Regions from separate parts of the Mus musculus genome. Here region 1 is linked to region 2. The links are chromatin loops, found by intact Hi-C in ENCODE. Cell type or tissue: left cerebral cortex. All regions are shown on one strand. Links, peaks and the distances in the headings refer to the core of each region. The heading gives the core; the rest is flanking DNA. Region 1 overlaps Sdk2 (sidekick cell adhesion molecule 2). Region 2 overlaps 2610035D17Rik (RIKEN cDNA 2610035D17 gene).

Evidence for each region. A loop is a pair of places that touch in the nucleus more often than their neighbours do. Peaks named below come from ENCODE experiments on the same cell type or tissue, not always from the same donor. Only the 100,000 strongest peaks of a DNase experiment are listed, where the experiment ranks them.
Region 1: a loop joins it to region 2, with 4 times the contacts of the local background. A loop is called at or near these places in 7 of 42 quality-filtered maps.

Annotation. Positions count from the first base shown.
Region 1 is chr11:113,805,027-113,820,277 of GRCm38, forward strand. Sdk2 (sidekick cell adhesion molecule 2) reads right to left here. Exons shown (of 45, transcript NM_172800.3): 37 at 5,303-5,489; 38 at 1,241-1,378. Gm51930 (a long non-coding RNA gene) reads left to right here. Exons shown (of 3, transcript XR_003949797.1): 3 at 184-869. Among named protein-coding and RNA genes, the nearest start is that of Gm51930, 8.5 kb to the left of the region's middle. In left cerebral cortex, for the core only: a CTCF peak has its summit at 6,386 (motif pointing left); DNase peaks (open chromatin) are centred at 4,985 and 6,455; H3K27ac peaks cover 354 bases.
Region 2 is chr11:113,184,815-113,200,065 of GRCm38, forward strand. The region is part of intron 1 of 2610035D17Rik (RIKEN cDNA 2610035D17 gene); the gene reads right to left. Among named protein-coding and RNA genes, the nearest start is that of 2610035D17Rik, 9.4 kb to the right of the region's middle. RefSeq lists an enhancer at 1-1,370. In left cerebral cortex, for the core only: no CTCF peak of the experiment used is centred there; DNase peaks (open chromatin) are centred at 7,551 and 7,824; H3K4me3 peaks cover 261 bases; H3K27ac peaks cover 939 bases.

The DNA of each region.
Region 1 (15,251 bases), core at 4,030-8,029, 620 kb after region 2:
AGGACATGGAGTTTAGACCCTGATGGACGAAGATCTTGAGAGGCCAAGAACTCTGTTTCTCAAAGTGGGAGGTCTCTGGATAGGCCAGGAAGAAACCACTTAGACAAGAGCCTGTCTAGGTTCCCTGCATCTTGTCTTCTTGTCCTCTGACCTAGTTCTGTTCCTTCCTGTATCTCTTTCCAGGACCTGCCTCCCCTTTGGTTCTGACACAGCCCGGCTCTGCAGGATGGGCAGCTGGCACCTAGGTGGTGGCAAGAAAAACTGAGGATCATTGTCCCCATCTCTGACCCATAACTGGAGCTGCCTAATGCTCCCAAGCTTTGTCCCTTGTTCTTACCAGGCTCCAGTCCTAGGAGGTGTGTGTGTGTGTGTGTGTGTGTGTGTGTGTGTGAGAGAGAGAGAGAGAGAGAGAGCACGCACATGTACAAAAGTGGTCACTTCCTGCCACCAGGGTGTCACTTCTAGGGCAGTCTTCTCCCTATGTCTTGTTGTAAGTAGTCCCAGCCATTGAGAAGCCCAGCCCCTTTCTTGCCTGTGAGTTCTCTTAATGTAGCTGCAGGGTGAGAAAGCTGCTGTGTAAGAAAGCTGGCAGTTACCTGATGCCAGCAGGCAGCGCTGCCGGTCCAAGCCCTCCTGAGAGCCCCATGGCAGAGGGTCTGGGTGGGGGGCCTGGGAAGGGCAGGGGTGGAGAGGGAGAGAGTGATCTGAAGACAGTGCATTTGACCTGGGCTAGGACAGTCATTTGCAGAGTGTGGTAGCTGCTCACTGTCACACATCTTCCTGGGGGAGACGCTCCCAGGCTTTGATTAGATTTCTAAAAGGGTCCCTGACCCTCCAGAGGGGGTGTGCTGAGAACTCTGAGGTTTGGAAGGGGCCCGGGATAACATGAGAACACCAGAGGACTCTTTTCTTTGGGGTTCTGTCCATTCTTGGGGCAACCATGTTTTGCTTGGATCCCCTCTCTCTCTAGTCCTGATTCGGTTTGTGGAACAGGGTGTTTATGTTCCAGGTTCCTGGCCTGCACAGGAGACTGCGGCCCTGTGATGCTGCTGCGACTTTGCTCTCACATGCTTATCTCTCAGAAACACCCCAATTCCTGGGTCATATTTCCCCATTTATAAGACAGGAGGATTCTCACCACATCTGACTGCTGACGAGTGATCCCGGTGTGGTCTGTGGGTACAAACCAGCCCTTGAAAGGGGAGAGAGTTCAGGCCACATGGAAGACGCCCCCGCTTACCATCCACTGGGGTGCAGGGTTCGTACACCAGCCTGTAGCCCTCCAGAGGACCGTTGGGGAACTGTGGGGCATCCCAGGACACATTCACTGAGGTAGTGGTCAGCTCGCTGAACTTGACCGAGCCCGGGGCACTGGGGGCTGTGGAGAGAGAGCAAAGGGTTTTTTGTTTTCCTCTTTCTGTGGAAGTGCAAAGCTTCAGGTTGGGCTCTAAGCAACTAGCAGGAGCTCTTGGGTCCATGCCCGGGAAGAAGAGAGAGTGAGGCTAGGCACAAGAAGAAGGCAGGAAGGGTCAGCTAAGGCCCTCAAAATCTCCTCCTCCCTTGCCGTCACTAGCTCTCAGCTAAGAAGAGCAGAGGCTCTGGCATGGGGAGAAAGACCTCCTTAAAGATGGAGAATCTGGACTCACTCCTAGGTGGCTCTGAGCCCTGGCTAGTAGCATGGGACCAGCCACTGCATTACAACGGATGACCCCTGAGGGTCACTATGGGGGCAAGACCATTTCTTGTCACCGTGGGGTGTGTTTTTCAGCATCCCGGTAGAGTGGGGTTGGGGTGCCTTGAGATACAGAGTGGGCACTAAAGGAGATGTCAGAACTCCGGAGACATGGCGTGCCTTTCATCCCTGGGTGGCAGGGCTTGCATAGAGACATTAAGCTGTCAGCAGGAGCCAGACCAGAGGACAGCCAGAGCCTCTGGAAGAGATGTTTTCTTGTTCTAGGACCCCTGGGGTAACTCTGAAAACACAAGGATGGAAGATTCTGGTGTGTGTGTGTGTGGGGGGGGGGCTGGGAAATGGGAGGGCAAAGAGGCAAGACAGGAAGCACCCCCACCCCCCCAGCATCCCAATCTGGTTGGGTGGATGGTCAGGCTATTATTGTCCAGTGCTGCCTCCCACCAGGCCAGAACTAATCTTGACAGCTTCCGGCCCATCTCCCCCGCTGTCTTTGAAGGAGGGAGGTGAACTCAGGGCCCTTTCCTGCCCTCCCCCTCAACACACTAGGGGGTTAGAAGGACGTGGGACAGGACATTCTGTCCTATGCTACAGGACCGGAAGCTTCTAGGCTCCTGGGGGTGGGGTGGGGGCGCTCATGTCTGACCGGTGACACTGATGAAGTGTAGTCGAGATGGCCAGGCAGGCAGGCAGACGGACAGGCTAGCACACCCAAGCTCAGCCTCTGGCTGACCCGGGGAGCCAGGAGAGGGAAAGGCTGCCCTGGAGTGGGATCTTGTCCCAGAGAGGATCCCGCTTCTGCAGCAACTGAAGACTAGTGGGGGCCACATAAGGAAAGTATCAGGCTGGAAAAAGCCGCCTTCTGGAGGCCAGGGCAGAAGGCTATACTAACGGGCGATTTGTTCTAACAAAAATCGGAGGATGAAGCCAGGTGTGGTGGCGCACGCCTTTAATCCTAGCACTTGGGAGGCAGAGGCAGGCGGATTTCTGAGTTCGAGGATAGCCTGGTCTACAAAGTGAGTTCCAGGACAGCCAGGGCTACACAAAGAAATCCTGTCTCAAAAAAAAAAAAAAAAAAAAAAAAAAAATCGGAGGATGCTTGTTTCATATAAAATGCCATTTTGTTTGGCAAAGAGCTACAGACATCCTTCTATGTACCCACTCCTCCCTTATCTGTGGCGTTGGGAATTAAACCCAGGGCATCTCTCTCAGGCTAGGCAAGTGAGGTACCACTGAGATATCATCTAGAACTTCCCATATACATTAACTCATTTCTAGGTTACTTTCCATTCCTGACACATTGCAAATAGTACTGTATCTATTTACTAAGTAGTTGCTACTCGGTGCTGTTTGTACATGCTCAGTAAAGACACATTTGTTATTTGGTGCTGTCTGTCTTCAGCATAGATACATTTTCACTTGCTTATTTGCCTTTTGAGGCATTCTCCCTTAGCTCAGGGCAGTCTCGAACTTGCTGTGTAGCTAAAGGTGGCTCTGATCGACTTTAAAGGCTTACTTTTCTTTTCATTTATGTGCATGTGTGTCTCTGTGTGTGTGTCACACCAGCGCCCATGCCCATGGAGGCCAGCACAAAGGGGGTTGGGTCCCCTGGAATTGAGGCTCGAGGTGGTTGTGAGACACTTAATGTAGGTTCTGGGAATGGAACTCAGTCTCTTGGAAGAACAGCAATGCTGAGCCATCTCTGAGCCCTGGCTCTTGCCCATTCCTGGCTTCACCTCTTAAGGTCTGTGCTGCTGCACCCAGACAGACGCAATTTTGGGGAATATTTTCCTTTCTTGGTTGGTTGAAACTGCAGATATGAAATTCATGGCTTTGAGGGTTGACACACGGGGGAAGAGAGAGAGAGAGAGAGAGAGAGAGATCCTGAATTCTCTCAGATCTCAGATCTGCCTTGGTTCCAGCATCTGCCCTTTCCCCTATGACCTTACCAGGGGATCAGGAGCAAAAAGCCTATTTTCTGGGGTGACTCTAACCCCTGTTGTTAGACAGACACTACACTGCTTACTCCCTGGGAATTCTAGGGGAATCCAGTGTGACACTGACCAAAAAGTGGCTTTGGACACCTCAGGACAAGGGGATCTGTCCCCTCTCTCCTTCCTCCATCCTGCCTGGATCTAGTCCCCACCTCTCTCTGTCATCTCCTCCAGACTCAGCCCAGAAGGCAGAGCCAGTTTTTCTTTTTATTTCTTTTTCCCTTTCCCTTTCCCTTTCCCTTTCTTTCTTTCTTTCTTTCTTTCTTTCTTTCTTTCTTTCTTTCTTTCTTTCTTTCTTTCTTTCTTCCTTTCTCTTTCTTTCTTTCTTTCTTTCTTTCTTTCTTTCTTTCTTTCTTTCTTTCTTTCTTTCTTTCTTTCTTTCGGTTTTTTGAGACAGGGTTTCTTTTTATAGTCCTGGCTGTCCTGGAACTCACTTTGTAGACCAGGCTGGCCTCGAACTCAGAAATCCGCCCTTTTGAAAATTTTATTTGTTTATTTTTATTTCATGTTCATTGGTGTTTTTGCTTGCCTGCATGCCTGTGTGAGAGTATCAGGTCCCCTGAAACTGGAGTAGCAGGCAGTTACGAGCTGTCACGTGGGTGCTGGGAATTGAACCCCGGGTTTTTAAGAGCCAGTGCTTTTTTTTTTTTTTTTTTTTTTTTGAGACAAGGTTTCTCTGTATAGCCCTGGCTGTCCTGGAACTCACTCTGTAGACCAGGCTAGCCTCAGAAATCTGCCTGCCTCTGCCTCCTGAGTACTGGGATTAAAGGTGTGTTCCACCACTGCCCAGCTCAGCCAGTACTCTTAACCACTGAGGCAGAGTTCTAATTCTTAACCGCTCCAACCCTCTGAGTCTCCCCATCACACTCAACACAAATCCTGTTCTCCAGACCCTTGGGAATCGGGCCTCACTCCACCTCTCTTGTCAACACCGGGGTCTGTCCCTCGAATCCCCTCCAGCCTCCTGGCCTCTGCACCTGCTGGTCCTTCTGACAGGAATCCTGCTTCCGGCTTCCTGCTTGTCTCCAGAACTTCCCACAGCTGGTCTCCTCTGGCTCAAAGCTCAGCTCAGGTGTAGCCAGCCATCTTGTGAACCACACCCTGCTCCCCTTAGCTCCCCCTACCCCCCAGCCAGCTCATCTGTGCTGTGCTTGTTTATGTCCTGTCCCCTGGCCTCAGCAGGACACAGACTTACTTTTAAAAAAAAAATCATTGTTTCATCACCAGTGTGAAGCAAAAGTGTGGGCTCACAGAAGACAATGAACGCGGGGTGTGCTGAGCAAAGGCAAGGAGACAAGAAAGGAGGAGAAAGCCAAACAGGGGCGGGGAGTGGCGGCTGTCCCAAAAGCTGAGACAAGGTGGGCAGAACAGGCTAGGTGAGATCTGGGGACTTTCTCAAGGTTCCCAGTGAGAGTTTCTTTTTTTCTTTCTTTTCTTTTCTTTTTTTTATGGACACATAGAGCCTTCTTTGCAGGCTGGGCTTTTCTTTCCACAGGGCATCTGGAAGTGGGGCCTGGGTATCCGAACCCAGTTCCCCGGCTGCGTGAAAGCTCCGACACCAGACGTGGACACCAGTTTGTCCCCCAAACCCTGACCTCCCCAAGAGACTTCTCCCTACCTGCTTGCTGAGTCTGGCCCCGGGTCGGGGTGCTCCTCGGCCCATCCCCCGCAGCATTGAAGGCTGCCACGCTGACCATGTAGGCTGTGTAGCCCGTCAGGTTCTTGAGTTTCACGCTGTTCTCAGCCAAGAAGAGAGTCTTCACCCTCTCTGTGAGGTTCCTCCGTTGGACTTCCCAGAAATAAATCTGTGGGAACCAAAGATTGTGGGATGAGAGGGACGAAGACATCAGGCCTCCCCTCCGCCCCTGCCCATCTCGGGGGTTCAAAGACACCCCTGCTTTCAACCAGGAAACAATATGGAAGTAGCTAAGAGCTATTTAAGAAGGATTCGGGAACTTTTCACTTTGTAGTCAATACCGACCCTCCGATCGTCTGTAAGCGTCATCCCCTGTGTATCTTGTGTCTCTGGGGTTGGCATCTGTCCCATGTAACAGGCGTGTCAGCCTCAATAGGAACCTGCATCTCACCAGCCTGAGCTGGAGAGGCGGGAGCAATCATGGGCTCTGCTCCACTGTGTGGGGCACAAGGGCTAACAGCTTGGCAATGCCAGGGCACTGGTGAGGAGCAGAGAGCCTCAGCTCTGCCCCGTGTGCCACATAGGCAGCCTCAGCTGCTAAGGCCCCTGTAAAAAGCTCCCGCTGTAAATAAAGTTCCTGGTGGTGCATATGCGCAATCCAATCTGATAATCGTGGATCAAAGTCTGAAAAGTCTGGTGCAGGCTAGACAGAGGTGGCATTCGGTTTGTGGCTCAACTCTTGATGGCACCATTTGCTAGGCCTGTGACTTGGTCAGCTGCAGAGGGCTTAAGGACACCCGCTTTCCGGGGCGAGCAAGAAGACTGCAGGCCGTAAGGACTGGCCAGCTTCTAAGGGTATTGTTACACGCTTGTGGAGGATTTTAAGTCCTCAGTGCAGCAGGAGCTTCGTGGAGCCTCCGGGCACTCTATAATGAGCATGGTTAGTGCTTTTAAACACGCATCGAAGACTCTCAAATTACATTAAGAGCTGGTATTCTGCTACATACAGCCTGGCATCCCAAACCCTGTACAGGATTGACGATCATTTGGCTCCCTCTGCTGGCCAGAGAGGGTTCTGAACGCTATTGGAGTTTCCTTTCCTCCATACCAATAAAAGTAGGAAAGAGCTAATAAAAGTGTCCACCCCCAGCGTGTGCAGAGGCAGTCAGGACATCTTGTTACTACAAAAGATTTGCTTCTCTACTGCCTTGCTTCCATTTAAAAAATCTTTTTATACGGGGAATTGAGGTCTCCATTCATAAAATCACCCACGCATCCACTGACTATGAGAACGCAACAGCCACAAAGCAGTCTCCTGGATTCATCGTTTGGGGAAGAGCTCAAGGCTAGCTCTACAGCTCTGCACACGCCCTGAGCATCAGCAGCTTGGCGAAGACAGTCAGAGAACTGTTGGATTCTCCTGGCCTGAGGAGAGGGATAGAGGGGTTTCCAGGGCCTCTGTGGAAATGCAGGGGTAGCTGGAACGGTAGGGGAGGCCGAGGAGGGGTGACGGCTGTGTGAGGAGAAACAGGCAGGGGAATGTCATGTCTCAACTGGGTGAGGCACGGTGCTGTGGAGACAGGCTGGGCGAAGCTTGTGACCGGTTGATGAAGAACAGGGCAGATTTATCAGCAGCCTTAGCAGTGTGAGATTTGGAGGAACGGTGAAGATGAGAACGTACTTGGGGTTGGGTTTGGAAAAGAGAGTAGAGAGTCAGCTTGAGCGGGGCAGAGACTATGGGAGATTGTCTTTGGTTTCCTTCTTTCCAGCTCTTCCCTCCTTCCTGCCCTCTGCTGGAGGGTCTCTCTCCCTCCGCTGAAGATGGAGCCTGAGTTCTATGTAGACTGTCTCGTGCCCGTGTCTCACCAGAACACAGCAAACTGGTCAGCAAGCACTTTATCGTTTAGCGATGTCCCTGTATCATGGGAGAAGCCTTTGAATGAATCCTCCAGCAAAGAGACCCAACAAGGACATAATGAGATGTGAACAAAACCGCGAGGTCAGGAAAGGGCATTAGGAACGGAGACAAGGGGCTGGGGAGATGGCTCAGTGGTCAAGAGCGCCGACTGTTCTTGCAGGGGACCCGGGTTCTCACAACTGTCTATAACTCCAAGATCTGACACACCCTCACACAAGATATACACAAGATGTGGACAAAACACCAGTGCACATAAAATAAATAAATAAATAATTTTTTTTAAAAGAGGAAATAAGGGACTGGAGAGGTGGCTCAGTGGTTAAGAGCACTGACTGCTCTTGAAGAAGACCTGGGTTTGGTTCCCAGCACCCATCTAGTGGCTTAGAAGCTCCTATGTGTCTAGTTCTAGGAGATCTGATGCCCTCTTCTGGCCTCCTTGGGTCCCTGTGGTGCACATGAACTCATGCAGACAAGCACATAAACATATGAAAATACTAAGTAATGAACAAAAGAAGAAACAAATTTCAGAATGCCTTTATGGCCTGCCTATGACTGGTCCTAGAGGGAGATACTTGGTGTTGTTGGGGAGACAGGGTCAATGGCTGGGGAGGGCATTGGGCAGGGCAGTGCCAAGGTGTAGGACATACAGAAGCAGGCTGCCTGCTTGCTGTCAGTAGACCTTTGTTAGATGAGGATACACAGTAAAAGGGACAAGGGCTGAGGCTGGATCCTGGTCCCCAAGGTGACATGATTGATTGGTAGAGCACCCACTCATGGGGAAGTGAGTATGTACTGAACCCAGGCTATGGGCTCCAGAGGGCAGGCACCCTGGCCCATCTGGCTCCTTTGTGTCCCAGACACCTCACTCATGGTTGATACATAGGCCAACAGACATGTCATGGGGGGAAGTGGCTGGAGCGGCAGCAGATGACGCTGACCCCATTTCTTTTTTTTTTTTTTTTTTTAAGATTTATTTATTTATATGTAAGTACACTGTAGCTGTCTTCAGACACCAGAAGAGGGCATCGGACCCCATTGCAGATGGTTGTGAGCCACCATGTGGTTGCTGGGAATTGAACTCAGGACCTCTGGAAGAGCAGTCAGTGCTCTTAACCACAGAGCCATCTCTCCAGCCCGGGAGTCAGATCTTGTTATGGATGGTTGTGAGCCACCATGTGGTTGCTGGGATTTGAACTCTGGACCTTCGGAAGAGCAGTCTAGAAGAGCAGTAGGGTGCTCTTACCCACTGAGCCATCTCACCAGCCCCTGACCCCATTTCTTAACTCTTGGTTTTTATTCCCAGCCCGTTTCCCCTTTAATCACTTTTCTGACGTATAGTTGACGAAAATTTAATAGAATTAAGATATATAATTAATGTTCTTTTTTCTCTCTTCTTTCCTTTCTTTTTTCTTTTTAAAAAAAGATTTATTGATTACTGCTAGAGGACAACAATCTCTAAGCCAAACCCGAGACTGTTGTGAGAAAGGGAGTGAGGGAAGGGAAGGAGGATTTTTTTTTTAGGATTTATTTATTTATTTTGTGAATGTGAGTATACTGTTGCTATCCACATCCCAGAAGAGGGCAACAGGTCCCATTACAGATGGTTGTGAGCCACCATGTGGTTGCTGGGAATTGAACTCAGGACCTCTGGAAGAGCAGTCAGTGCTCTTAACTGCTGAGACATCTCTCCAGCCCCTCTTCTCTCTCTCTCTCTCTCTCTCTCTCTCTCTCTCTCTCTCTCTCTCTCTCTCTCTCTCTCTCGTTGCTTATAGTGCTAGAAACAGAGCCCAGGGCCTTAAGCACGCTCAGAAGCACTTGATCAGCACTGCACCTCTCTCTGGCCAACCTGTTGTTATTATTATTTACTTACCCTTTTTTGGAAGCAGGACTTACATAGCCCAGCCGCCCTTGATTTTACAAAGTGACTAAGGGCAACCTGGAGCTGACCCTCCTGCCTCTACCTCCTAAGTGCTGGGATTACAGGTAGAGGCCCCTACGCCTGTTGCTTTATGCCTGCAGAGGGTCAAACCCCAGGAATCATGAATGCTAGCCACTCTCCCAGCTGAGCCCTACCCCAAGCCCTCTGATGTTTTCATACCCATCCACTGGGCCCACTGTCAAGCCAAGCTGATTGGCACCTGTTACTTCCAATGGTCACCTCTTTTTTTTTTTTTTTTTTGACTTTTCATAAAAATCACAATTTATTAACAGATTTTGAGAACAGTGATTCAGAAATGATTGTAATGAGAGAACCAAATGATTGAGAAAGAATAAGAAAAGCCTATCTATTTGGGTATGGGCTTATCTAAGAACACTGTAGCTGTCTTCAGACACTCCAGAAGAGGGAGTCAGATCTCCTTACGGATGGTTGTGAGTCACCATGTGGTTGCTGGGATTTGAACTCAGGACCTTCAGAAGAGCGGTCGGGTGCTCTTACCCGCTGAGCCATCTCACCAGCCCCCTAAGAAGAGTCTTAATTAAGCCTTAGCATTAGTATTTATATCTTGTTGGTTACAACTCAAGAAAGTCCTTAATAAACTCTACCCGCTGCCCTTGCTGGATAAATCAGGAGGTGGTGTGTGTGTGTGTGTGTATGTGTGTGAGTGTGTGTGAGTGTGAGTGTGTGGTGTGTGTGTGTGTGTATGTGTGTGAGTGTGTGTGTGTGAGTGTGTGAGTGTGTGTGTGTGAGTGTGTGTGATGTGTGTGTGTTTGTGTGTGTGTAGGTAGGAATAATCGCTGAGAGAGCAGAAGCAGGAGCCGCTGTGCCTTGATCCTGGCTCAGGGATTGCCCCTTTCCTGTACTGGGCATCTGTGCTGCGATTCCTAGAAAACTGCAGGATTACAATCAGAACCGAAGCCTTTAAGCGAATGCTTCTAATTGTGCTAAATCCCTGACCTACAGTTACCTTTTTTGATGCACAGTAAGAACCTTTAAGAGCAAGGGTCAGCATACGTGTTTCAGCTACACACTACAGTTTTATTGGGCATGGCTAGCATCCTGCAGGTTAGCTCCAGGGACGGGTTCATCCTTCCACGCCTGGACCTCTTTTGGCTGGGGGTTATTTTTGTTTCTTTGGCATAGGCTCACTCTTCCTCAGGAAGGCCCGGGACTCACTCTGTGGCCCTGCCTCAGCTTCTAAGTGCCCATGTTTTCCCACTTTCATTTTTGAGACAGGGTCTCTGTATGTAGCTCTGGCTGGCTTGAATTCATGGAGACCCACCTGTACCTGTCTTCCGAGGGCTGGGAGTAAAGGTGTGTGCAACCATGCCTGGCTTGAAATGTTTGCCATATGACCAGCATCTCTCCAGTCCCTCCCAAATCTGGCGACCACCTTCTTCTTCCCGATTTTGTGACTTGGACTAGTCTTCTTTTTCAAAAAGAATTAATTAATTAATTAATTAATTAATTAATTATTTATTTATATTAATGGGATCCATTGGGTGGGTCCCATTACAGATGGTTGGGAGCCACCATGTGGTTGCTGGGAATTGAGCTCAGGACCTATGGAAGAGCAGTCAGCGCTCTTAAACCCTGAGCCATCTCTCCAGCCCGACTTGGACTATTCTATCCTATTATTACTATCCTAGGGACTTTGATGAGTCAGGTCATGTGTGAGTGAGGTCATGCAGACCAGTCAGTCTTCCTGGTGGCTTCCTGGTGGTTGGCTCATTTCACATAACACAATGTCTTCTGGGTTCATATAGCTTTGAGACAAGAAAACAAACAGACCGTCCCCAAGAGCAGACAAATAAATGGGTAGCAGGAACCTGGGAAGTCAGGAGGCACTACCAAACATGAATTGGGTGGAGATTCGAGTCCATGCCACCATGACCAGCCACGCACCAGGACACACACCTGTAATCCCAGCATTTGGGTAATGGAAGCAAGAGGACTAGAGGTTAAATGTCATTCTTAGTGACACAGTGAATTCAAGACTAGTCTGGGTTATATGAAACCCTGACTCAAAATATGGCATCTACAGCAGTGGCTGTTATTAAAGTATCAAAAGATAACCAGCCCTGGGCCTGGAGAGATGGCTTAGCTGATAAGAGCACTGACTGCTCTTCCACTCCTGAGTTCAAATCCCAGCAAGCACATGGTGGCTCACAATCCTCTGTAATGGGATCCGATGCCCTCTTCTGGAGTGTCTCAAGAAAGCTACAGTATACTCATATACATAAAATAAATAAAAAAAATAAATAATTCTTGAAAAATAAAAAAGAAGAAGAAGATAGCCAGCCCTCTGGTGAGAAGCTAGAAGCCTCCTGTGCCATCATTGGAAATGTAAAATGGCATAGTTACTGTGGGAAACAGTCTGGAGTTCTTCAAAGAAAATTAAAAATAGAATTACCATATGATCCAGCAATCTCATTTCTGGGAATGTATCCAAAAGTATTAAAATCAGGATCTTGAAGAAGATATTTACACTCCCATGTTACGCCGTAGTAAGAGCCACAAAAGCCAAGATGTAGAAAATCCAGGCACTCTATTGCACACCTGTCACCCCGCACTTGGAGGCTGCCGGTCACAAGTTCAAGGTCACCCTTGGGGACATAGCTAGTTTAAAACCATGCTGAGCTAATGTAAGACCCTGTCTCAAAAAACAAACAAAGAAACAAACAACCCCTTCTCATTATGTCAGTGGGTGAAATGATGAACAGCCAGCATTTGTGCATTTACAATGGATTTCAAATTCTGCTTTCAAAGCAGGGAAGTCTTGCCACTTAGAGGCACGTGGACCTGCGTCCTCCTCCTGTGAATTCCACAGCCTTTAGACTGCTATGAACACCTGAAGCTATGGGAGGGCTACGTAAGAGGTCACCACAGCACATGCATCTAGGGAACTACAACAGGGCAATGACTCACGGTCACGCTGGCCCAATGTTTCCCTCCCATAGCTGTGATCCCTGCAGGAGGAATCCGCCCGCCCGCCCGCCTGCCTGGGACCGTGAGGGACTTCACTGCTATCATGGCAATGCCAGTTTGTTGTTGTTGGGGGAGGGAGGCAACTCTGGAATGGAACCCGTGGCCTTGTGCATGATAAACAGCTGTTCTCTGGTTTAGTCACTTTCTCAGCCCTTGTTTGTTTTAGTTACTGACACAGTCTCATGCAGCCTGGAACTAGCTATGTGGTTGAGGAGGACTTTGAGCTCTTGATCCCCCTGCCTCCACCTTCAGAAAACTGGTATTATGGGTGTGTTTTGCCACAATCAAGTTATAGCCCTTGTTTTTATTATATTTAAAATTTTTAGTTATGTGTACACACATGCATGCGTGTGTGTGTGTGTGTGTGTGTGTGTGTGTGTGTGAGTGTCCCTGTCCGTGTGCCACTGTGCACATGAGTGCAGGGTCAGAAGAAGGTGTCAGAGTTCAGGGAGCTGAAGTCCCAGCCAGCTGTGGGTGTTGAGAAACGAAGCAAGTGATCTTAACTAGGGAGCCATCTCTCCAGCTTCACCCTTGTTATTTTTGGGCAAGAATTTTGATAAGTAGACAAAATTAGCTATGAGCCTACAATGCTCCTGCCTCAACCCTGCTTTCCATTCCAGCTCGAATGATGGGTATATGCTGCCATGCCTGGGCCAGTGGCTCTTCATCCATCTATCTGCCTATCCACTCACTCACCTATCCATCCATCCATCCACCCACCCACCCATCCTCCATCCATCCAACCATCCATCAATCCATCCATCATCCACCCATCCATTCATTTTTGAGACTTTGTAGCTTGGCTAGCCTTGAACTCATAACTCTCAGCTCCTCTTTCCCTCAGTACTTTGGTGGCTCTCTTTTATTCATTCATTCATTCATTCATTCATTCATTCATCCATCCATCCACCCGTTCACTCATCCACTTTGAAGACGATGTAGCACTAGCTGACCTTGAATTTATAATTCTCCTGTCTCACCCCTACTTTCTTTCTGTACTTGGATTACAGGCATACATCATAATATATGACCAAATAGTTTACTTTTAAATTTATTAATTAAAATTTGAAACCCTGTATTCCTGGCTGGCCCAGAACTCACCATGTAGACCAGGGTGGCCTCAAACTCACAGAGATCTGCCTACCTCTGCTTCCTGAGTGCTGGGATTAATGATGTGTGTCACCAAGGCTCTGTTGGCTCTCTTTAAGGCCACACTGACTATATTTTTGTCTGTAGAGGACTAGATGACCAAAGTTTTAGGTTTTGTAGGTCTCTGTTGCAACTATAGAAGTCTGTTCATCACTTTTTTTTTTTTTTTTTTGAGACAGGGTTTCTCTGTATAGCCCTGGCTGTCCTTGTTCATCACTTTCTTATACAAATGTTGCCATGGCAATTTGTAAACATATAGGCATGGCTATATCCCAAGAAAAGAATACTTATGCAAAGACAGTGGGCTAAATCTGGCCTGTTGGCTATAGTTGGCCAATCCTGTTAAAGTGAATAATCTGTTGTAATTCCAGCATCCTTTTTTTTTTTTCCTAGATAGGATTTCACATAGCCCAGGCTATCTTCAAAGTCACTATGTAACCAAGGATGATGCAGAACTTCCGATCTTCCTGTCTCTGTCTCCCTAGTCCTAGCATTACAGGTACGTACATACCCCATTCTGGTTTCTGTGGTGCTGCAGGTTGGACCCTAGGGCTTTGGGTCCAATCAACTTAGCTCCATCTCCAGCCCCTTCCAACATCTCAGAAAAAGCCAATCAAGAGCTGCAGAACAGCTGGGTTGTAGTTCTCTCTTAACAGCCCAATAGCTGCTCCCTGGGCTGCACTTGCTCTGTCTCAGTTTCTCCCTTGTGCTCTGAGCCATCACCAGGCTCTTGCCCCAGGGCTCAGGGTCAGGTCTTCTTTTGTTTGCCATCTGTGTCTGTGTAGGCTCTTCCAGTCCAGTGCTTTCTCTGGTTTGGAGCTGTTCTCTTAAGCCCCACTTGTAACTACAGCTTCATTGTCTCTCTTGGTGGCTGCCAGATTTTTTTTCCTCAATAGAGACAGGGTTTCTCTGTGTTTCCTTGGCTGCCCTGGAACTCACTCTGTAGACCAAGCTGGCCTCGAGTGATTGGATTAAAGGTGTGTGAAGCCACTGCTCAACTGTAGATGTTTTGGAAACACAGGGAGCCAGACTCCAGGTCTCTCCAGCCCCCTCCTCCTTTGCCTTCCCTGTGACTGAAGTTTCCATCTTCCCCAAGCTCCCCTGGCCATGACACTGCTCATGTTTCCTGGTCTTCCCTCAGGCCATGGTCCTCTGTCAGAATCTACCAGCTCCATCACCACCACCACCACCACCACTACTACTATTACTTCTTCCTTCTTCCTCCTCTTCTTCTTCTTCCTCCTCCTTCTTTCTTCTTCCTCTTCTTCCTCCTCCTTTCTTCTTTTCTTCCTTTTCTCCTCCTCTCCCTCCTCCTTTTTCTCCTCTTCCTCTCCCTCCTCCTCCTCTTCTTGTTTTTCTTCCAAGGATCTATGTAGCCCAGTCTGGCTTTGAACTTGCTAGGTAGCAAAGGATGTGTGAGGCTTTTGCCTCCACCTCCTGAGTGCTGGGGTTACAGGTGTTACAGGTATGCACCATCACAGCTGGATATACGGTGCTGGGGACAGAACCCCCAGGATTTCACACACACCAGGTAAGCACTCTGCCAGCTGAGTGTCACCTGCAGCCCAGATGCTGATGGAAACACACCAGGCCCTGTCAACGGGGGCTGATGGCTCAGCGCTGGTTAGCACGCATCCAGGATGTGGCAGTTCCATCCCTGTGGTTCACACCCAGGGATGGGCAATGTTTTCTGGGAACTGTAGACATCCTCTGTGTTCTATATGGTACCTGGGTACCCACACATTTCCTGAATCTCTGTGTTAACGCACCACTTCAACAGTCTAGTGGCTTCCACACGGTGGCTGGCTCTGCCTGGCGCCTCCTTCCTCTCCAGAGGCGTATGCTGTGAGTGCAATATTTGGTTTTCCCAGCTGGCGCTCCTGAGCGAAGCTTGGAGGGGTACCATCCATCTTCAGAGCATCCTTGACAAGATGCCT
Region 2 (15,251 bases), core at 5,610-9,609:
CAAAAATGAGACGCTCGTCACCCTGCCCAACACAGGTTGACTGTTCCAACTTGGTAGGGTTCAGGAGTCAGCAAAGAAATGCCCAGAGCCTCTATCCTGGCAGAGCGAGGGAAGGTAGTTTGAAATCAACACCCAGACACATAGACCTCCGACCTCTCATCTGGCTCTGACATTCATCAGCCACCTCCAAGGGCTGATGCAGTCACCAGGTCAGCGCCATGACACCTTCATACCCTCATTCCCTGGATAAGGCTGTACAGGACGATAGAGCGTCCATATCCTCACTGCTCTGCTGGAAGTACACCACCCTCCTCCCTGCAGAGACTGGGGACTTCAGAGCCAAGACAGATGGACCTGAAGCACAGAGGAACGCAAAAGAGACCAGAAGAGGATGAGCCCCTGCCTGCCTCCCGCATGTGATATCCCAAAACACACAGACCTGAGCAGAACGTGAGAACTCACGGCCAGTGTTCTGCCTGGGATATGAAGAGGCATGGCAAATCACTGTAGCTTAAAGTTTTCAATGCCTACTTTTAATTGGGGTTCTTAAACACTTTAACCTCCCTTCTTAGCCTACCACCCACCAGAGGGAGTGAAAAAGAAAGGATATGGGGGAAATGAGCCAGTTTAGAAATTGTTCTTTGGAGCAAAACATCCTTTCACCTATGTCTGCCTTCAAGAAAACGCTCCTTCTTGTGTTTGCCCCAGCAAAACACCGCCCGACACAGCTGACTCTCCAAAGGACCCTTAAGTTTCCACTTCAAGTCATCTACTCAGGGCAAAAGAAGTTAAGACCAAGGTACCCAGATACAACCCAATGGGTACCAAAGGACTCTCCTCCTCCTCCTCCTCCTCCTCCTCCTCCTCCTCCTCCTCCTCCTCCTCCTCCTCCTCCCCCTCCTCTTGATCAAGCTACAGGTTGACAGATGAAATAGGACTCTCTACAAAGCACTGAGTTGGAAGGCCTTGAACACCTATATGTGCAAGAGGTGGGTGTTATCAGCATGGTAAGGAAGTGACCAAGGAACTGCAGGAGAGGCAGTGACTGCCATGGGAGATGAAAATGAACGGTGTGGGTGGGAGAAGCGATCCATGCCCACCCATCCTCAGGGACTCTCCTGGAGTCCATAGTTAGCAAAAGCCTACACACGGCATTTCCTGTATTCTAGACCCAATTCTGGAAGATGTAAAGGAAGTAGGGACCCACCTTCCAAGTCCAAGCTGGGCTGCTAATGTCTCTCCAAAACCCAGCATTCATCCACTCGCAAGATCCGCACCATCCCCCAACCCTCAGGACAACAGCCTCAGCTCCTCTCTTCTGCTCTGACCAGCATCTACCCAGACCTAAACATCTACCCAAGCTTGCCACTGCGCGCAGTTCCTTGGTACAGATCTGCCCCCGTAGCTGAGGGATGAGGAATTTCTCAAGTAGCAGGCTTCCAACTACATCCTGAATACTTGAGTTTGATATCTTCTGCATGCACACGTGTGTTCAAGCAGGAAGTCCTGCGCTCACCAGCACACTGGCAGGACAGACACTAGGCTTCCTGAGAGCCATACCCCACCTCCTTCAGGACTCGCAACCCCAAAGCCCAGGAGCCCCTGCCATCTGCAGGAGGACAAGGTCCCACCAACACCCCTCCTCACCACTGCCCAGCATTGCAGGATCCACCCTGCACCAAGGTGACCTCGGTTCATACTCCAGGCAGCCTCTGGTGTCGGGGCTGCAGGTCCCACAGTGGGCGCAGTGCACTTGACTAGACAAGGATGCTTTAAGGACCTCACACCTGCAGTGTTAGCCCATCTAGTCTCACAGCTATCTTCCATGAGCTAGGACTCTGAGCTCAGCCACAAAGCCCACCTGGACAGGCCCTTTCCCTGTCACAGCTCCCTGTCTCCTCCTGGGGTAGAAAAGAAAGGGCAGAGGCGTACAGATCAGCGCTCAGGAGCCTCCTGCCTCTGCAGCACTCAGTACACACACACACACACACACACACACACACACACACAAGTGCATGCATGCATACATACATACATACATACATACATACCACACGTGCGTATGTGCACTTACACATACAGCTTCAGGGCCTACCATGCCTCTTGAGGAAAAAAAAAAAAAACAAACAGGAAGAAAGGCTCACAGACATGGGGACCCTCTCCTGGTGGGAGGGGTGAGGAGCCTTCTCTCTAGAAATGTCATCGGAGAAGGGTCCTCATGGTAAGACTATGACAGTAAGGTCCCTAAAAGCAGCCAGGCACCTCCCTCCCAGGGTCTGAGCTGGCTAAACCCTCACTACCACCATCCCCTTACAGGTGTGTGCTTAGCCTGCCAGAGACAGGGCCAACTGACACCTTGCTCTCTTGAATCTCAATGGCCAGTGCTCAGCTTGTGCTGAGGAGGCTGGGGAGAGGCAGGAAGGCCATGGATAAAGCCCAACCCAGAGTCAGCTCCTAAAAGGTGCAGGCCTGGCAATCTCCACAAATCGCTGTGATCTTCACCCATTCAGCCCCACCACACCCCAGATGTCATGAACGAACCCTGTTAGAGTGCAGCCTGTGAGGTGAGTGCCTATGCGCCTCCCCCCTTCTCCCTCTCTCTGTCTCTCTCTGTGTCTCTCTGTCTCTGTCTGTCTGTCTGTCTGTCTGTCTCTCTCGCTCGCTCTCTCTCTCTCTCTCTCTCTCTCTCACACACACACACACACACACACACACACACACACAGAGCGAGAGAGAGTCTAGAACCATCAGAGTTGGAACTGGAGCCTCAGGAAGTAACTCAAGGCAAGGGGATTTCCCTCTCAGAGTCTTGCTAAGCCTGCGTGAGATGAGCCTGTCTCATCGAGACGGTATAGGGCTCGGTAAGTTGTTCACAGGGCCCACTCCACTCCGTGGCTGTTCAACAAACATTCAGATGCCCTGCTCTCAAAAATGGCTGGTTGTAGAACTTTTTGGTGTCTATGACCTGAGAGAAATAAATTTCTGTGCCACACCACAGTCAGGTCTGCTCTAAATAGTGAGGGACACACACACGGCACTCATAGATGGTCACCCTCCCCAGTGAGCCACCAAAAGTCCTTGAGACCATGACTCTTCTAAAATACATACAGAGTTACACAGCTGGTGCCCAGTCTACTGAACTGGGAGGTTTTCCCTAGCCAAATAATAGGGGAAAAAATAAAAATATAACCACTTCACTTTGGGATTTCTCCTTGGCCAGCAAAGATAACTTGCCAAAGGGTTTTTTTTTTTTTTTTTTTTTTTTTTTTTTTTTTTAGTTTCCAGATTGGGGGAAGGAGGACTTCAGGATCAGGATCTGTTACCTGATGAAAAACTTGCAACTGACCATCCCATGCCAACACTTCCCCCAAACTGCAATGATAATAACCCACAAGGCTCTTCCCATCAAAGCCGGTGCAGACCCCCGTCTTCTGTTTGCTCAGACCCCTGCTCTCCAGCACAAAGTCTTTATTGCTCTCCCTGCAGGGGTGAAAATAAAGGGGGTTTTGTGCTCCTCCTGTCCCCCCTCCCTCTGCTGGCTGAGAGAGTTTATCTGACATTGCAGGAGTCTTTGTAAACTGAATGTCCCAGGATAAGCGGTCCCTTAAGAGTCCCTTGGCCTGGGACAGAGGGACCCTCTCCAGAGGAGAATGGGGAGCTTGTTCCAATGTGCTTTTAATAGGGGGGGCGGGGTGTCCCCAGGACAGGCCTCCAGCACGCTCACAGAAGGGTCTCTGTCCCAGGGCTACAATGGAGGGAATTCTTAAAGACAGGGATGTTGAAGGGAGGGGGGGTGAAGTTTTTCCTAAGGGGAGGGGAGGGAAGTTGGAGGGAAAAGGGGGAGGAATGGCAGTCCTTCTCATGGCCAGAACAATCCAGGCTGTAACAAGGCCTCTCTATGCCTCAGGAGCAACTGAATGAATGGCTGGGCCTTAGCAGCTCCACAGAGCAGAATTCTCCTGGCATCTGGGTCTCCTGTCAGCACAAGATCTGCGTCCCAAATCCAGGATGTGAGCTACCAGCACACCAGAGGAAAAAAAAAAAAAAGTCTTTCTTACAAGGAGGGGAACCTTGGTTACCTTGTCTTAAGCAGGCACCCTCCAAAAGCCACAAGAGTCCAAATACCCACCCAGGGAAAGGATGGACGCGGTACCCACTAAACCTTTAAATAAAAAGTGCTCCCGAGCGGTTGTTCTGTATTTTCACTCTATTGACGTGACTGTGCACAGGCCTAAGAAGTTAAGGGGTCTTCCTGGAGTGAGGTGTCCACTCGGATCAGCCCCAGCAATCCCCTGCCTTGTCCGTGGCCTGCAGGAAGCAGCTAAGGAAAGAGGAGACACCTTCAATGTCCACGCTAACCAAAGAGGCATAGATAGAGTCACCAGGTTCTGAGAAGATAAAGCGGCCCAAGGCTATGCTGTGATGTCACAGCAAAGGACGGGGCTGGGACCAGGGCTGACCAGGACTTTGTAGATAGAAACAAAACATGGAGGATAGAAGCCTGAGGATTCTGGGACCAGCCACATGGACCAGCATCCTATGTGGAAAATCAATGGGGCAGCTTTTGCAGTTGGATGCATCGGGCAGCAACAAAACCAGAGAACACATACCTATGGTTCCATGAAAGAGAGGAGCCAAGGCACATGAAACAGTCGTGGTGGTGGTGGTGGTGGTGGTGGTGGTGGTGGTGGTGGTAGTGGTACACATGGCTACAAGCCATCAAGAAGAGGAATTCTGGGTGCAAAAGAAAACTTTGCAAAAATAAAAAGCCAATCCTGGATGAGTTTATCCTGGTCCTTGGATGAAAATATAGGCCTCAAGTTCACTGTCATTGCTGAGACTCACTAACTTAATGGATAAAGAGGAGGCAGGAGATGTAGCAGAGGAAGGACCCAGGCAAGGTCCTGGGCTGGCACTAGCCATTGCAGACCCCCAACACTTATGAGCTAGAAGGTGCCACCTGGCTTCCTCCCCCCACACCTCCCTCTAGCCACTCAAGCCAACACATCCCCAGGCTGGCTATTCGTCCCACCTACCTTCCATACTGAAGTCCACACACTGCTTTTATACAAGTCACCTCACCAAAGCCCATGGAAACCACAGCCCAAATTCTACACTTCCTAGAGAAAAACCCCAGAGGGAATTGGGCCTTCTAGTTAGAAAATGAAAACTTTCTCCCCCCAATTAAATCCAGCAACATGAGAGCACAGATGTGCCCCTGTCCAAGCAGAGAGAACCACAGAGCTGACTTTTTCAAATCACAGAAGGTCTAAGGTCCGGGTGGTAGGGGCTGGGGAGACGGTTCAGATGGCTCCACTGGCTGCCCAAACCCGGTGATCAGAGTTTGATTCCAGGAACCCAGGTAGAAAGCCGGATGCTGTGGTGTTTCTCTGTAACCCCAACACTCATACAGTAAGACAGACACACAGACAGGAGAACGGGATGTGAGTTAACACAAGTGGTGTAGTGGTAGAAACGAGAAATTCTGCCTCAAAAGCAAGGTGCAAGGAGAGTTGTCCTCTGACCTTCATATGCATGCACACACACACACACACACACACACCTGCACACACTCATCTGCAGGAATACACACACACACACACACACCTATACACACAATCTACACACACACATATCTACATACTACCTGCACACTGTCCTCTGACCTTCATATGCACACACACAGGCACACATTTGCACACATCTGCACGCACACACATCTGCAGGCACACACAATCTACACACACATCTATACACATCTGCACACACACACATAGGAAAACCTAAATATTTTTTTTTAATCAGTAGAAGGAAGGATTTAAGTCCACCTACTACAGTGAACGATGCCTTCTTCAACCCCAAATCTTCCCTCAACCTCAAGGTCACGGGACTTCCATTCTCCACCCTCCCAGCCACGTCAATTAAAGAGTACAAAGGACCAGCTACATGATGGCAGGAAGTGGGTGCAGCTCAGACAAGGAAGGGCATCTCAGCAACCTGTCAGAAGGTGATGTTGCATGGCTCCCCCTAGTTCTAGGCATAGCATCCAAAGAGTGGACCCAAGCAATAGGTCTGCCCTGTAAGTTAAGCTTTGGGTTCCAGGAAAACAGCATTATCCCTCTCCCCGTGGACTGAGCCCGAGGACCCCTTGACACCAGGTCCGTCTGCTTCCTCATCAGCCCATGGAAGCACACAGCCCATCCTCACAAGCCTTCCTTACTGAGGATGCAGGGAAAACCCTCTCAGGATCGTCTTTGTAAATGCCTAACGGGACAGCAGTTTGACCAACCCAGGCTTCCGTATCAGTCAATGGGTTTCCGTATCATTCACAATGCTGAGGCATGCTTTGGGCACGGGCACTGTCTAAAGCAAACAGGGGTAGGATGGTGTTGTGGGAATGTACTAGTTGTTTTTTTGGTTTTTTGAGTTTTGGAGGTTTTTTTGTTTTGGTTTGTTTTGGTTTTGGTTTTGGTTTTTGGTTTTGGTTTTGCTTTTTGCTTTTTCGAGACAGGGTTTCTCTGTATAACTCTGGCTGTCCTGGAACTCACTTGGTAGACCAGGCTGGCCTCGAACTCAGAAATCTGCCTGCCTCTGCCTCCCGAGTGCTGGGATTAAAGGCATGCGAAGACAGACCTGTCTCCATCTGATCCAGACTCTGTCACTGCAAGCTTGACAATGCCTCCCATTTATTGGTATCTCCCCAAACCATGCCACGCCCCATGGGAGGGATAAGGGGGAGAACAAATAGAAGGAATAGAAGTGAGGGGACACCCAGAACCCCTGGAGTGCCCAATGAGAGCTCCTTATGGGTTAACCCAGTGATGAACCTTGTGGCTTGGGTATTCATTATTCTGACACTGGCCATACTGTCTCAGCTACAGAAGAGAAAGTCATCTATTTCCAATGGACTCTGAGAGGGTGAAAGAAACACTGTTCTAAGAAGACAAACTACACCCACTGACACATGATGCAAATTCATTTGATTTGTGTCTTCTAGAACTTTCCAAAAGGACACACATCTACAAGCATGCAGCTAAAGGCTTTGTCACCGACCAGCCAAGTGACTCAGATGAGTGACAAAAGCTCCTGGAGCCTCAGTTTCCTCTTCTGGTAAATGGAACAACCTGCTTTCCTCCCAGATACCTTCAATACCTAAGAATCACACCCTCTTCTCCCCCTCCCCCCTTAAGAAAACAATCCCTACTCAAGTTTCAGACAGAAATAATCTATTCATGATGGTAAGATGCCCCCCGCCAGTGGTAAATGAGGACGGCTGACAGCCCCTCCCAGGGCTGTGTAGCTTCCTTTAAGGGCTCACAGAACCCATGAGCATGAGTCACAGCTCCTCAAAGCCTACCTGTGTAGTGAGGATCAAGTGAGTCCCCCACCTCCAGCCCCACAGCCTGGAGATCAAAGCTGCCGCTCTCATGCGGAGCGCTTGGGAGATTTCCTTCCAAGTTGGCACATGAACGTGTGAACGAGAAAGAACTGTCACAATACAGCCACTTGTGCCGAGACGCCTGCACTGACTCCATGTCTGGCTTCCCTGGGCTCTCAGCTTCCCTGCCGGCTGCCAAACGCACGAGTCTGGCAAGAAGTCTGCCCAAATCCATTGCCCCAGCTCCTGGCTACTGGTTGTGAATGCCAGGAAGGGACAGAAGGCATCTCCCTCAAGGGACACACAGGGGACAATAGCGAGGGCCTGTGGATACTCTCGGTCAGGGAACTGCTTTTTTTCTTTGAAGAAACCCCAGGTAAAGGGTGCCATTCAACGCACCGGGATGCTTCTCTGTGACAACGATGTAGAGGAAAAAGAAGCCAGTCACAGGCGACACATGGCGAGGCTGGATTTAGCAACCCATGAGTCAAACTCCTGACTCCATGGTGGAGCAAAGCAACGTCTCCATGAAGAAACAAGACTCTGGGGCTGGAGGAGGTAGGAGAGGAAGGTACTATTAGGGCGTGTTCACCAGCCAGCTTTCCGTGTGCATCAGCGTGCCTCCAGGCTCACAACAAGCATACCCGAAAAGTGTGCAGGTGCTCAGTCGTGTCCCGATGCCCACGTTGGTCACATCAAGTGTGCATGGGGCATCTCTCCCTGTCTACTTCTGCTTCCATTGCAGAATCCTAGTGGGGTTGGGAAGCCAGGCTGTGAAGCATGTGACATTAAAGATCATGTGATCCATCTCCTGGCCACAGCTGCAATGGGGAACAGAGGGTGGCCCAGGGTCTGCCCTAATGAACGTTAACACTAGGAATCTGCAGTCAGGAGGCCTGAGATGCTGCCCTTCTTGCCCCCACCAGGGGTATACCTAACAAGGGAGCTGGATACAGATGTAAAGAATCAGAGGGAAGGAGACCCACAAATACCGGAAAAGCACAGCCCCCAGACTCAGTTGTTTGAAACCTAGGATCATTTTAAGCTGAGTCAAGCCAGTTTCTCTGAAACCTGCAACTAAAAGCCTGTTACCGAGGTAAACACACTCCTTTTATGAACAAAGACTTGAGCCCAGAGACCTAGCAAGATAGATCCAGTCATAGAAATGGCAGGTGTTGGCTGGGCAGGACACTGTTGAGCTATGACTCCATCTTTAAAGCTGGCAATCCTAGGAATAGTCCCCAAAGAGCCCCAAGACCATGAAGATCCGTGGAAATGAAAAGAAGTCATCTCTGGGCAAGACTAGAGACTGGCCCATTTTTCCTGCTAGAACCTAGATGATTGGCAGCTGTCTGAGTTGGGGTTTCTACTCCTGCACAAACTTCATGACCAAGAAGCAAGTTGGGGAGGAAAGGGTTTATTCAGCTTACACTTCCACATTGCTGTTTATCACCAAAGGAAGTCAGGACTGGAACTCAAGCAGGTCAGGAAGCAGGAGCTGATACAGAGGCCATGGAGGAATGGTACTTACTAGCTTGCTTCCCCTGGCTTGCTCAGCTTTTTTGCTTGCTTTCTTATAGAACCCAGGATCACCAGCCCAGGGATGGCACCACCCACAATGGGCCTCCACCCTTGATCACTAATTGAGAAAATGCCTTACAACTGGATCTCATGGAGGCATTTCCTCACCTGAAGCTCCTTTCTCTGTGATAACTCCAGCTTGTGTCAAGCTGATGCCACCTGGGAAAGCAATAATTGATTGAACCACAATATGTGATGCAGATAAAGCCCCTTGGCTGAGTCCGTCTTACAAGTTCAAATGATGCCATCAGATGGCCAGTGTGACCAGCAAGCCACACGGGCGCCTACAGGTATATCTTTCCCAAGCTGTTGCCTATAAGAAGACATGTTCCTGGGGTGACAAGGGTCTAGAGAAAGGGTTTGGAAAGAGGTGCATGGGGGGTGTTACCAGTTTCCCTCACAACAAAGAGGAGAAGGGAGGGCCAGGATACAGGAAAGGTACTTAAATAAAGATAAAAACCAACCCTGGAAAGGCCCAAACAGCCCAGTGGTCAGGGTGGGGCGAGAAACCAAGACCAGCTCAGATCTCTGGTTAACCACATCCCTGGTTTCCACTCAGAAATCTAATTAAACCGCCGAATACCTGAACGCCAAAGTGGGCTTGCCAGAAACCACAGATCCCCTGAGAATCAATTTAACACACAAACAAGTGTATCTGTCGAAAGGCCAAAGAGGAGAGGTCGGGGGCAGAGTTCACCCTGGGAAGAGGTCACTGGGAGTCATTTGCTACGGGAGGTAAACCCCAAGGTGTGGCCTGATTCCTCCACCATCCCCAAATAGCTCTAAGGACAAGCAAGCTCTTGACACCCAAGTCTAAAAGTGAAAAAATGTTAGAAACTGAAATGGCAAAAAACAGCATCCTCGGGCACAAGCCGTTTCCCTCTCACCACAAGGGGGTAAGGTACAGAGAGCTGGGAGGCTCGAATATGAGCACAGCCTGTGCCCCAGGGCTAATAACAGGTACTCAGTGAAAATGTCCGGTCCCGACTGGAGACTGGATGCAGGCACCGGATAGCTGATCACAACCCAGAGCAGGCCGAACCTTCTGGGCTCGCACAGGAAAGCACGAGAAGAAAGGAGATCGCCTGAACCCAGCCCTGATCCTGGCTCTCTCTCCACGGCTCTGCCCCCAAATCTGACACCTTGCTATAGGGCTCAGGCTCTAAACCACAGGCCACCCAGCTGTACAGGAAAGGGCTCATTAGTAAAATGTATAAAGTTTCCATTGAAGCACAAGGTTCGCTCCTACGTGAAAATTTGAGGCTGTGGGACAAGCAGGAAGAGAGGACTCACCCCAGAGTGCCCCTAAACAGTGAGACCATGCTCCGCGTAGCCCTCCAGTCCCCACACCTCCACACCAGGCGCTTTCCAAACACCTTCCTTCCCCAGCTCTGCCAGGTTGGGAGTTCAGGTCGACAGGTGAATTCTGCTGGGCCTAGGTAAACAGCCTTGGAGGCACTAATCTGTGCCCGAAGGCCTTCCTCCCTCAGGTGAGATGACAGCCTGATATCACCAGGCTGAGGGTAATGTCAGATGGGACATGGGCACCAGAGCACAGGAAAACTGCAGCCCAGATAGTAAGACTTCACGAGTACACTAGGCCACCGAGCCTTGCCATCCAGAGATGGACAACTGCAGGGCAACTCTGCTGTCCCTGGGTTCTTTGAGGGAATTTAACTCCTAATAGAGGTTGCTTCCTCTAGGCTACAAGCTCCCCAGAGCACAAGAGGGAGGGAGGGAGGGAGGGAGGGAGGGAGGGAGGGAGGGAGGGAGGGAGAGAGGGGAAGAGAAAGGGGTGTACAGTGTGGACTAGAAAGTGTGTGTGATCGATGGCTAGCAAGGCAAAAGGGTACAGCTACAGGGGAAGGCAGGGTGGATCTTGAATAAAAAAAAAAAATTAACCATGAAATCACAACATGATCCAGTCATTCCACTTTTGTTTGCAGACCCAAAGGACTAGAAGCAGGAACCTAGACGAATATTTACACACCCAGAACGGTGACAGCATTATTTACTGTGGCTGGAAGGCCTCGGCAGAAGGAGGTGACATTGGGACTCAGGAAGGAGAAGCAATGGGTACATGTTACTACAGCATGGATAAATGTGAGGGCATTGTGCTAAAGTGACTAGCAATCAGTCAAAGTCGCAGATAGGATAGTAGATGGGTTTCCAGGGCCAGGAAGATGGGAAACGGGGAGTTAGTGCGCCATCAATATGGAGTTTCTCTGAGGGCAAATGCTATCTGCGGAAGTTGGGTGACCACTGAGCAGTGCACAGACCAAGTGCCACAACTGTACACAGAGAAACAGACAAAGACTGTAATTCTTACCTTCTGCATATCTTATTATGATAAAATAATGGATTTTTTTTAATGAGTTAAGAAGTCAGATCTGCAGACACAATGACAGTCACCTAACAGTTCTGAGCGCCTTCTGAATACAGAGGAAACCCCTAAAGGCCAGCACCCCCCAACACCATTGTCTCTATAAGTAAAGCAAGGCAGAACCCCTCCTGACTTGGCTTCTTACGAGAGGCCACAGGCAGAGGAACGAAAGGAACAGCATAAGTGTCTAAGGACGCATCCTGTGGGCACTGTCTTTACAGCCTGAAGCAGGGGGAAAGCCCATAGTCGCGTGACTGGAACTACGTCTACAGTTGGCTCACAGAGCATGCTCGCTGGAACTGGAGGGCTGACTAGGTTAGTTCTCCCATCCCAGGCTCCCCAGTCCAGTGAAGGCAAAGGAAAACAGATTGATCAATTTAAATGAGGCCAGGAGCCCACTTGTTAGGCAAAAGAAATGGATGCGCAAGAGACACCAAAGATCAGCATCTTCTGAGCTCAGCAGCTCAGAAGGCCGGGTAAGCTCGCAGAGCGGAGGGGTTTGATCTATTTCTAGGGTTGCAGAACTCCAGGTGCCCCAAACACAGCCACTTCTGTCTAACCACACACTAAGGCACCTGGATTCGAGACTTCTGTGCGAAAACCTGTAGCAACAAACCAGATCAGGGAGGAGGAGGTGATGATTCACGGCGCAGGAAGGATTCTTGGATGGAAACCTGCCGCCTCAGCATTCTTGCAGGTCGCGGGATTCCTCTGGGCTTTGGGACTTTCACAGAATCCAACAGGAATGGTATTGTATGGGACCCCCCCCCCAACCTCCTACCCCCTTACAGAATCAAACAGGAACAGTATCATATGGGACCCCCTCCAGCCCCCTACCCCACCCGAGGCATCACAAGCTCAGTCTAGGAAGCTAAGCTTGAGGGATTCTGAACAGAGCACACTTAACCAGCAGCCTGACTGAAATGCCATCCTCTTGTGAACCCCGGGCTCTACCACAGCGGTAGCCGGGGCTGCTAGCTGGGTGCGGGGGAAGAAGCAAAAGCAAGAGGATGGTATGTTCAAGGCCAGCCTGGGCTACGGCAGGAAGGACCTGTCCCAACATTAAAAGGATAATTTGGCACAGAGGATGCCCACTGACTCCATGGAGACCTTTCTGTTGACATGGTCACAACCCAAGGTCACAGTGGTCTGCGTGGACGCTGTTGCAAAGTAGCCCAGTTGGGGGACACCTTCCAGGCTTCCAGGGCCGCACATATGGGAGACGGACTGCAGATCTAATGTGTTCCTACACTAAAGAGTTTCCTGTTATGTACCCGCCCACGGCACAACCGTCTCGCTACGGACAAAGGACACACAAATTTGAGAAGTCTCTGAAAAAAAAAAAAAAAAAAAAAAAAAAAAAACAATACCAACAAATGACAAGAACAAAGGAGACTGGAATACGAGAAGCGAAGCCCACAGAGGCTGCCTGGAGGAGGTGGAGCAAAGGGGTCTGCGGCCAGGAAAAAGCAGTTGTTCCCTGTCTTCTCCTGTATAATGTCCCCGTGAGCACGTGAGAAGCACAGCCCACCCTGCTGCCTCCTGAGCCCCAGACAAATCCAAACAGAACTAAGGTGGGGCAAGCAGGGGACGTGGCTAAGCAAGGTCTCCAGGCCGTTCATCCTCAAGCAAGCCACAGTCTGAAGGCATATTGAAGAGGGCTGGGGACAGTCTAAACCAGACCTGGGTAGATCCAGGAAGAGCTGTGGTTCCTTGGGTTAGTGGGGGCGGGGTTCAAGGTCAAGTCCTGAGAGAGAGGGACAAGAGCAAGGATGGAGAGCCACCCCCATGCCCATCCTGCGCCCCTGCCCCTCTCCCGTAATACTTCCTGCGATGACCTTCCAGGTTGTGGGCTGGGAACAGGAAATGCCTTGCATCAGGAGGAAGAGCAGAGACTAGAGATCTCTCCCACTACAAACTACAGGGTGACAGGGTGTAGCAGCTGAGGCAGGAGGATTGTTTCAAGGTCAAGGCCAGCCTGGACTACAGAGTGAGACCCAGACTATCCAAGACAAAACAAAACAAAACAAAAACAATCAAATAGTACAGGTGGTGGGGACATTCCGGATCCTCAAAGAAAAATCAAGTCCAACAGCCAGACCCTAGATGTATGCTCTCCTGGGACCGAAGGGACCTCCCAACTGCCGAGCCTCATACAGATGTCATCAATGCTCTGTGCAACCAGTCACTCCACACTGGAGAAGCAGAGCTATGCCGGAAGCAGGCAGCCCTACGCTGCACAAGGCGTATGGAGGAGCTGTGTGGGGCGAGGAAGTCAGAGAGGCTTCCTGGAGGAAGAGAAAATGAATTTGCTCACTGTAGGACCTTTGCTGAGGAGAGACAACACACGGGCTTCAGCAGGCCAAGAATCAACCTTCTCACACATGATCTTGTATGTGAAGGCCTTCATTCCCAAAGTCCTTCACGCTGGCTCCCCAGCCCCCAAAGGAAATCTCTTACAGAAAGACAGACTCTCTTAACCACAACTCCCTCAATCCACTCTGAGGCGAGAGCAAGGCTGTCAGTCCCTTTAGCTGCGACCAGGAAATTCGACCTCAGCGAGGTTTGCACGCCAGGGGCCTGACACACCTGCCACTCCTGGGTCGTGAGTCACCTGCGCAAGCACTGCACCACATACTACTCAACCATGGGGCAGGCTGCTCATGGGCTCCTCTCACGCACACCGGATGTTATCCATCTCCTGCCTCCAGAAACGTGTTGGGACAGATCGGTTAATAACCCAATTTTCACTCAACAACATGCCTGGTGGAAGTTCGATGAAGTCGGGGACGGAGAGATGGCTCTTTCATTTGGCGTCTGGGCCTCCCATGGGGTCCTTGGGGGTGGAGGGTGGGGTGTCCTGATCCTGTTCAGCAGCTGTCAGACAGGATGGGTCAGTGGGGATGGATGGGAGATGGAGGTGGCCTCTCAATTTCAGGCCTTCTGGGAACAAAAGCCACCCACTTCTTGTGCTCCCTCAGTCTCCATTTTTACAAGATGGCTTTGTAGCATACAGGATGAGTTCGGGCCCCACTCGGGACACCAATGGGGTAATAGGAATCGTGGGTCAGAAGCGTCAGATCCTTGTTGGTGCCCCGGGGGCCTGATCAATACACCATGGTGCAAGCCAGATGTTAACATGTGGGGAATCTGGGGAAAGGAGACGGGAGAGGCCGTATTTGCCGCTTTCCTATAAATCTAGATCCGTGCTCAATTCAAAGGTTAATGTTAAAGAAAAGGCAGTAGTTTAAATCCTGCTGCCTAGCAAACACAGACCTGCGGGGTCACTGAAGCAGTTGCTAGCATAATTCGCAGGAGAAGGTCAAGCCAATGGTCCTGGAGGTTGGAGGTGTTGAACGACTCTTTGGAAGTGGGTAGGCCTGGCAGGCTCAGTGAACTTTTCGTGGTTTTTAGCCCCATGCCTCTGTGTCCCCTCCCTAAGAGAAAGGCTGTGTGAGAGATGAGTGGTGCCCTTCGCCTCTAAACCCTCTTGGAAATGTCTTCCACTTGTAAGGCTTCTCCAACGTTCAATCGACAGACTTAAAGAGGACAATCTCTAGAAACCAGTCGAGATGCGTCCTCCCAAGTGCAGAGAAATACTGAGGTACTAAGGGACTCCCCCGCCTTGGCATTTGCTTGCTGGGGCTAAGTTTGGAAATACCTAAGTATCCAACAGTAGACAGTAGCAATCCTTTGCTTGGTGGCTGCAGAATTCAGTAGTGCTACGAGAGTCATAAATGGGGATCGGAGGAGAGGCACATGAACAGGAAACAAAGTCACGAATACTGTGGATTGTACACCCTCAGCCTGACCCTAGAAGAGGCCCTTTGAAACCAGTCTCACTGACCAAGGACCCACAGACGATCTCTCCAGGACCCATTCTCCCCGTCCCCATACAACAAGAAACTA